Linked DNA regions of Homo sapiens: region 1 is linked to region 2. The links are chromatin contacts, found by Hi-C or POLR2A ChIA-PET in ENCODE. All regions are on one chromosome and are shown on one strand. The core of a region is the stretch at or near the end of the contact, and the rest is flanking DNA. Distances in the headings are between cores, read along the strand shown.

The links. A loop is a pair of places that touch in the nucleus more often than their neighbours do. ChIA-PET counts read pairs that join two places held with the same protein, here RNA polymerase II (POLR2A). Pooled maps may share reads with other maps.
Region 1: a map of heart left ventricle shows a loop between it and region 2 (2.3-fold over the local background). The contact joins two enhancer-like sites. A Hi-C loop is called at or near these places in 5 of 168 maps with a recorded cell type or tissue (HepG2, endothelial cell of hepatic sinusoid, heart left ventricle and 1 more) and 1 of 50 pooled maps. POLR2A ChIA-PET finds 5 or more read pairs at or near these places in 2 of 52 experiments (WTC11 and activated T-cell).

What each region holds. Positions count from the first base shown.
Region 1 is chr2:10,982,066-10,986,280 of GRCh38, forward strand. No RefSeq gene overlaps it. Among named protein-coding and RNA genes, the nearest start is that of KCNF1, 72 kb to the left of the region's middle. Within about 2 kb of position 1,711, at least 10 of the 41 ENCODE cell types and tissues checked have a DNase peak (open chromatin) inside an H3K27ac peak, as active enhancers do.
Region 2 is chr2:10,933,906-10,937,560 of GRCh38, forward strand. No RefSeq gene overlaps it. Among named protein-coding and RNA genes, the nearest start is that of KCNF1, 24 kb to the left of the region's middle. RefSeq lists an enhancer at 1,619-2,818. Within about 2 kb of position 2,351, at least 7 of the 41 ENCODE cell types and tissues checked have a DNase peak (open chromatin) inside an H3K27ac peak, as active enhancers do.

The DNA.
Region 1 (4,215 bases), core at 461-2,960, 48 kb after region 2:
GACAGACCCTGGCCCTCTGGCAGTTTCCAAGTTGGAGAGAGGAGGCAGGCTTTCCCATGGACAATCGCAGCGAGGCATCTGTGTGCCAGCTTCGGAAACAGCATTCCCTCATCCTGAATGTATCCAGTGGTTTAGGCTTTCCAACTGGCCTCCTGTGGTTGACCGGACTCCAGACCTGCACGTGGGCCTCAGGCCTTGGGAGACCCAGCCAAGCAGACAGCCCAGGAGAACCCACAGGACCCAGGAGGCTTCCAGCAGAAGCGTCTGGTCAACCTCCTCCTTGGCCTTTCTGAGCAGGCGGCCTCAGTTCCCGCTCTGGAAGCTTCTACTCCCTCGTCTGCTTTTTCCATCTGGTGGTAAAATTTTGTTCTTTTTGTTGTTTTTCTTTTTTTTTTTTTTTTGGAGATGGAGTTTCACTCTTGTTGCCCAGGCTGGAGTGCAATGGCATGATCTCAGCTCACTGCAACCTCTGCCTCCTGGGTTCAAGCAATTCTCCTGCCTCAGCCTCCCGAATAGCTGGAAGTACAGGCATCCGCCACCACACCTGGCTAACTTTGTATTTTTTTAAGTAGCGATGGGGGTTCACCATGTTGGCCAGGCTGGTCTCAATCTCCTGACTTCATGATCCACCCGCCTCGGCCTCCCAAAGTGCTGGGATTACAGGCGTGAGCCACCGCACCTGGCCATTTTTGTTGTTTTTCTCATTGGAATAATGTACTTTTTTTTTTTTAAGCCAGTACCCAATTATGGACAAAATAATATGAAAGACAAATGTAGAGCCTTGTTTGCATTTCCCGGTAGATGCCGGGTGAGGTGCAGTGCAGTGATTATTTCACAGTCATTATTGGCCTTAGGAGATTTTTCAGCCAAATAATTATTTTGCCAATAAAGGACCAAATGCGTTGCTTTTATCTTCACACTTTAATGTCTTCTGACCAAAATGAAACCGCCCCAAACAACACTGGGGTTTTCAGAAAGGGCCACTGGAAGGGATCTATGGCTCAGGGGTACAAACATCTCAGAGACTTGGCTTGATTTCAAATCCCATGATTTCTCAACAGTGTGGGCTCCTCACACAGGAGTCCTCTTAAAAATAGGCCGATGCAGCCTGCACTGCGCTCCGGCTCCTGCACCCTCTGCACTTTGCAGCGGGGGCTCAGCCAACAGCCCCCAGCCTGCAGCCCTCTCCCACCTCCCTGCCCTGTCCCCCTGCCCTTCCGCTGAGCAGGCGCTGTGTTCTCGCCTCCCCGAGCTCCTCCATCCTGCTTCCCACTACGCTCTGCACGGATGCTCCACGCCAGCTGGTGGCTTAGATGTTTTCTCGTTTCAAGACAGGGAGACAGACGGAGTGATCTCTCGAGGACCCTTCCAGCTCTGTGAGTCTAGGAATCAGGGGAAATGACAGTGGCCTCTCTTCCGGGAGACGAATCCAGCTGGAGCCATCTGGTCCTGGCTCGGCACATCCCTCCCTCCCTCCACCCCAGGCTTCGGAGGAAGACGCAGAGCTCAGGCTGGGCGACTTCCCCCAACAGCTACTTTTCTGAGCTCTGCTCTTGGACCGAAAAAGTGTTGTGCTTTTTGGCTCTGCAACAGAGAAGCCCCCTTTGAAAGGCAGAGCGCGTCAGCCCTGGGAAGTTATCTGCTCAGCCTGGCGACATGAAGCGCTTCTCCAAGGCCACACTGTTCTGGTGGCTGACGGGAGGACAGACACACAGCCACACGGTCCCCAAGTCAGGGACAGCGCCAGGCATTCTGGAGGGGGAGAGGGGTCACAGGCTCTACTCATCCTGGCTGGCCAGCCCTGGAGATAACGCCCCCGGTGGGCTGGTGGCTGTGTCTAGGTGCCGCTGCTAGAGCGCCCTGGAAATCTCAAAGACCAGACAAGGACTCGGTTCTCACTGTTCTCCTGCCCAGCTGTTTGTTACAGAGAGCTAAGACTCGGGGTGGCAGCCATAGGGCTCACTGGAAGAAAGGGCTACAAGCTTATCCAGCCATGAGACAGTGACTCCCCTGCCCGGATACATGTGGTCAAAGACTGAGGAAGCCCTTGTCACTGGCCCCAAATCCCTCCATGACTTTTGCCCAACACCATGAAGGTGGAAGCCTCCAGCCCCATATTTGAGGCACCCCAACATCTGGCCTTCCTGTGTTTCTTTGTTTCCTACCCATACAGTGCCCTTGAAGCATTAGTCCAACTGTTTGCTTCTGAGAGGCAGGTTGGCCCCAGCACTGTTCCTTTATTTTTGTCTCAGGCTCACCTTCTTCCAAACATTCCCCAGAACACTCCTTCTCACCTGGAGTGTCCATGCCACCCCGTCCCCTCTGCGTGAGTGTTCATTTCACACGGCCTTCAAGGCCTAACCCAAAGACACCTGCCTCCTTCTCAGTGCCCAGTCCCCTCGGCTGGCAGGAACCCTGTGTCTGAACCCTGTCTCTTTACCTTTCTTTCCCTTGGAGACAAGGTGTTACAGTCATGTGTGTCTCCATCTTACGCACTGTAGACTGTTAGCTTGTGGAGGGCAGAATCAATGTCTAAATAGCCTGTGTATTTCGTGAATGACGTCAATGATGAGGGATTATTCACTGGGTAAGGTGGGAAGGAGTAAAGTCAAGTTTTCTGCAGGTTCCTTTCAAGATTCCAGCCTAAATTAAACTTTCAAATTCTGAAGCACCTCCAGGTTTTACCTCTAATCATGCATTTCCCAAAGTATTTTCTAGAGAACACTATGTCAAGAACTCCTGGAGTGTCTGAGAAATCCTGCAGATAAGAAACCCATTTATTTCATGTAGTCCAGCACTGCCCAAACTTGCCAGAGCACAAGGCTTATTTCAAGTAATGACCATTAACATCTGGAAGAGTTTAAAGAGAGTACACAGGGTAAAACTGCTCTAACGGAGAAGACTGGTGGAGATCCCTTCCAGAGTGTAGCAGACCTCCGTTTTTGAAAACAATCCTTTATTCATTGGAACCCCAGAGGAATAAGACCAGAGAATGGAGGCAGGAAGCTATTGGACAAAGCCACTGCAGCCCTTCATCTCTAAGGTCTTCCAGAACAGTGGGCAACCACCCCTGCCCACTCCCACTTTTTCTTCCTTTGGGATTGGGAGGCCTTTTAAAGAGATAGAGACCAAGAGGCTAAGGACCCAGAGTAAGAAATAGATTTACACCGCGACTCAGTACACATGTCTGAGGCCATGGAAATATCTGAATTAAAAGTTGCAGAAAGCAATACTTAGCCTTGCTACATGCAATATAGTCAACCTGATATGTTCAATCTAATTCCATTTCATTTTTTTCTTAAATCCTGGCTGTGATCCACTGAATGGAATTCATAAGCCTCTGATGCGTGTCAAAGCAGGCCTGTGTCTGAGGGACTGGAAGCAGCCAGCAGGGGACTGGATGGGGAGCGCCTTCTGAAGGGGCAGCTCCTTCTCACACTGACGGCTTCCTGTGAGGAAAGGCAGCCTGTCACCCACAGAGCCTCGGATTCTTCCAGAGAATCTGGAAAGCAGAATATGCATGTGAAAGGCCTTGGTTTTAAATGTCAGCAAATAATATTTTCATATATGTAGGCCGGGCATGGTGTCTCACGCCTGTAATCCCAGCACTTTGGGAGGCTGAGGCAGGCAGATCACGAGGTCAGGAGTTTGAGACCAGCCTGGCCAACATAGTGAAACCCCGTCTCTACTAAAAATACAAAAAAATCAGCCAGGTGTGGTGGTGGGTGCCTGCAATACTAGCTACTTGGGAGCTGAGGCAGGAGAATCTCTTGAACCTGAGAGGCAGAGGTTGCAGTGAGCCGAGATCACGCCGCTGTACTGCAGCCCAGGTCACAGTGCGAGACTATTTTCTGAGACTCCATCTCAAAAAATAAAAATTGAAATTAAAAATAAAATAAAATATGTAAAGTACCATGAAGGCAACTTCATAGACAAAGGCCGCGTCCAGAACAGAAGTGATGTTTTAGAGGCTGCAGAGCCCATGATGGGTGAGGGGAGCCAGGCGGGGACAGAAGCTGGGACTGTGGTGGGATGGCACATGGGCTGGACTGAGGTCAAGGCAATGAGACAGCTGGGGACTGGACAGACCCCACAGCCACCAAGGAGGCAGAATCCACACATCCTAAATACTGACGAGATGTGGGGTCCTAGGAGGAAGGGAGAAAAGCCACAGGGCAGTGGTGGGCTAGGAGCCCCAGGAGGAGAGGGCGTGGG
Region 2 (3,655 bases), core at 1,101-3,600:
CAGCTCATTCCATTTTAGGGCTGAGTAATACTCCCTGCTACGGCGATGCCACGTTTGCTCATCCATTCACCCACTGATGGACACTGGGTGGTTTCCAGGTCCTGGGGTCTTTTCTAGCACCACATAGTCAAGGGGGCGCCTGCATTCTCGGGTCTGCATTAGCTCCCTACGAGCCACCCACCCACTGTACCATCACTTGGGTTCCAGCTCCTGCCTCTGGACAACCTGCAGCCCTGGGATCCCTCATGACCTGTGTCCAGGCTGCTGCCAGGCAACAGAGTGCGGGTCCCCAGTGTTTGCAGGAGCCATGTTATCTTGTGGGGAAAATCTCTCTTTTCTGTCCTGCTGTTCCCATCTCTTCTCAAAGACAGTCAGTCTCCTCTTTAGAGATAAAGTAGCCCACCATGCTCTGCTTGGAGAGGGCAGGAAGGGGACCAGTTCCAGTCACTTCTGCTTTCAGCCCTAGAACCCACATGGCCTCACACAGAGACAGGCTCCCCAGGCAAGCTTCCTGCCTCCCGCAAGGGAAGGGAGAGAGAAGAGCAAAGCACACATGGATTCTCAATACGTGATCCTGCCTCACCTGCCCTGTGCTGGCATCCGCGTGCCCATCTCCACTGGATCCCTGTTCCTCCTCCAAGTGTTGGAGGGGGCAAGACTGGGGTTTGCAGCCTCATCTACAGGGGAGGAGAGCATGAGGCCCTTTCCAGCTGGCCGACTGTGTCCCCCTCCCTCCACCCCGCCCTGCTTGTGCCCCTTGATTTTGGCTGCTGTACTTTCTCTTAGGTTTGGCAGACCCCTCATCCCTGGGAAAGCCCCCACCTGCCCCTCCCTCTGCCTCCCTGTCATTGTCTTCCTTCTTTGGCAGCCTCCCCGTCCTGTGGGAGGCTGAAGGTCAGCCTCCCACTGTTGCTCAAGGGCATAGACACCTGGGAACAATAACAAATAGTGTCTCTGGCCCTGGCTCCTGTTGCCTGTCAAAGATGGGTGCATCCCAGAGGGGCAGGCTCTGTCTTTCCCTCCAGGCCATGAGCCCCTGAGGGCAGGGCTGGCTGGGAGGCTGCTCTGTGGAAGGTGATGCCGGAGTAGGAGGCTACATCCGCCGCCTTCAAATCCCGGCTGCACAAATGACCAGCTGTGTGCAGCCCGCTCTGTGGGGCCATGCTGAAGTTCCGCTGAGCTGCACCTGCAGGAGTGCTGTTAGTGTTCAGCACACACTGACCCCGAGAAGGTGCTTGGTAATGTTTGTGGAGTAAATGAAGCTGAATTGGAGGCCAAGTGCTTCGAGGCTGTGGGGGAGGCGGGATCTGGAGCTGAGGGCGTCCCTGCCATCTCGGGGGCAGGCCAGCTGGCCCTTGGTGGAGTTCCTCCCTCCCTCCCCCGACGTCTGCTGCTGGGTGATGATGGCTTCGTGTGCAGATGCAAAATGTCACCGTAATTAAAGCAACAAATCCAGGGCCAAGACTTTAAGGGGTGGCCTGAGTACACGGGGCTCCTGCAGGAGTAGGGGAGCATGATTGGAAGCTCTGCCTCACCCCCTCTGTCACATTCTCCCCCAAGTCTGTCTTCCGGAACTGAGCCCAGAGACTTTAAAGAACAGCCCACTTGGCCTAGTGGCTTTCTCCTTGGGGGCACGCGCCTCCAAGGAGGACGAGAGCTGAGCTCCCCAACCTCCGGGCCACTGGGGCTCCTCACAGGATGTATGTGGTCCCCAGAAACACAAGCATCCTTGTCTGTATGACCTGTGTGGCCCTCTTCAGGCGGCGGCCCCTGGTCTACATCACTTTCTCATTCTCCTCAGCGTGCCCGGCCTCCTGCTGTTCATTCACTCCGTTCTCTCGCTTTCCTAACCGTGCTGGACTCATCCTCACTGCCCACCGCTGAAGACTCTTCTCCCACCCCGCAGGCGGGAGGCCTCCAGTGGCTGTCTCTATATCCTCGGGCCCCACACAGTCTCTCCAGGCCCCAGGCTCCCCCCACCGATTTTACAGTGTGGTTCACTGTAATAGTTTGCTGGTCCTGTATATTTTAAATCATCTCTGGATAACTGATAATATCTATACAATGTGTTATACAAATCATTGTTATACTATATTTTTATTTGTATTTTTTATTGTTGTATGTTATCATTTATTTATTTTTTTCAAATCCTTTCCACCTTCCTGTGGCTGGATCCGCACATGCAGAACGCATTGTTAGAGAAGGCCAACTGCATGTAGCAGGTCCTCAAAGAAGAATGAATAAGTGAGTGAATGAGTGAATGCACAAAGAAACAAGGGAACACTTTGGTGACTACGGGAAGGACCGCATGAGTGGGAGTGGGTGAATGACGGAGGGAGCAGACATGGGAATGAATGAGTGGGTGACTGAGCAAATGAATGAGTCAGTAGATGAGTAAGTAAAGGCCAGGCATATTTGTTGGCGACAGTGGCAGAATGAACGAAAGAAGCCCAGCATCTCAAAGGGCAGGATATGGCCCCATCCTCTGCTGCAGTTTCAGGAGTAAAGTAAACAATGACAAAGCTTGGGTCAAGTGTGACTCACGGGATGCAACTAAAACAAGCAAATATCACTGTGAGCTGCAGGGTGCATTCCCAGCTCCGGCCATCAGAAAACCATGGCAACTGAGCCCTTCTCTCCTCTTAAGGCTCCAAAGCAGAAGGCTTACCCCAAGAAATGGGGAGAATTCCACGTTCCATGTATACGGGACATTTGGGATTTTCTTTCTGAAAATGTGGGTCCCGAGATGTGGCCCCTTCCTCTCACTTTTGCCCTTTTCCGTCAGTTTCTTTCTCCTCGAACTCTCCTAAGGCCTCTGAAGCATTAGTTTACATTTGAAAAATATATGTTGGGCTGTGTGACCTTGGAGAAATCACTCCACCTCTCTGAGCCTCGGTTTTCATGTGATCAAATAGAGATGATCCATTCGCGGCATAGCATTGATGAGATAATAAGCACATTTCTTTTTGCCAGAATTTAGATTTTATTTTGTGTTGTTTGGGTACAGTTTGGTGGGGTGGGGGGACAGGGGTAAGGAGGTGGCTGGATGCTGTAAGAATTTATCAGTGCCTGTCTCAGGCTGCTCCACCAGCCTGGGAGTTCCTGGTAGGTAGATTCTCTTATTCATCTTTGCTCCTTCCTTTATTTTCTCCATTTAAAACCATTTTCTGGGTGCTTGCTGAGGGGGCCATGTGCTATGTAGTGGGGCTGCTAAGGTTAATGGGACTCAGTACCTGCCCCCCTCTGCCCAGAAAGTGGGAGAGGGAGCCACCCAGGTGAGCAGGGAACATAAAGAGCTCTGGCTGAAATGGTGGAAGTCTATTCTAGGCACCAACAGGCCAAGATGGGGCAGAGTGGTGAATTACATCTGTTGGGTGGGAGAAGCCATGGAGAATTGAGTAGGGCATCCCCAAGGCCAAGTGGGTTAGTCTGTTCTCACGTCACTATAAAGAACTACCTGAGATGGGGTAATTTATAAAGAAAAGAGATTTAATTGGCTCACAGTTCTGCAGTCTGTACAGGAAGCATGATTGGGGAGGCCTTAGGAAACTTACAATCATGGCAGAAGGTGAAGGAGAAGGAGGCATGTCTTACATGGCCAGAACAGGAGGAAGAGAGTGAAGGGCAGGGGAGTGCTACACACTTTGAACCAATC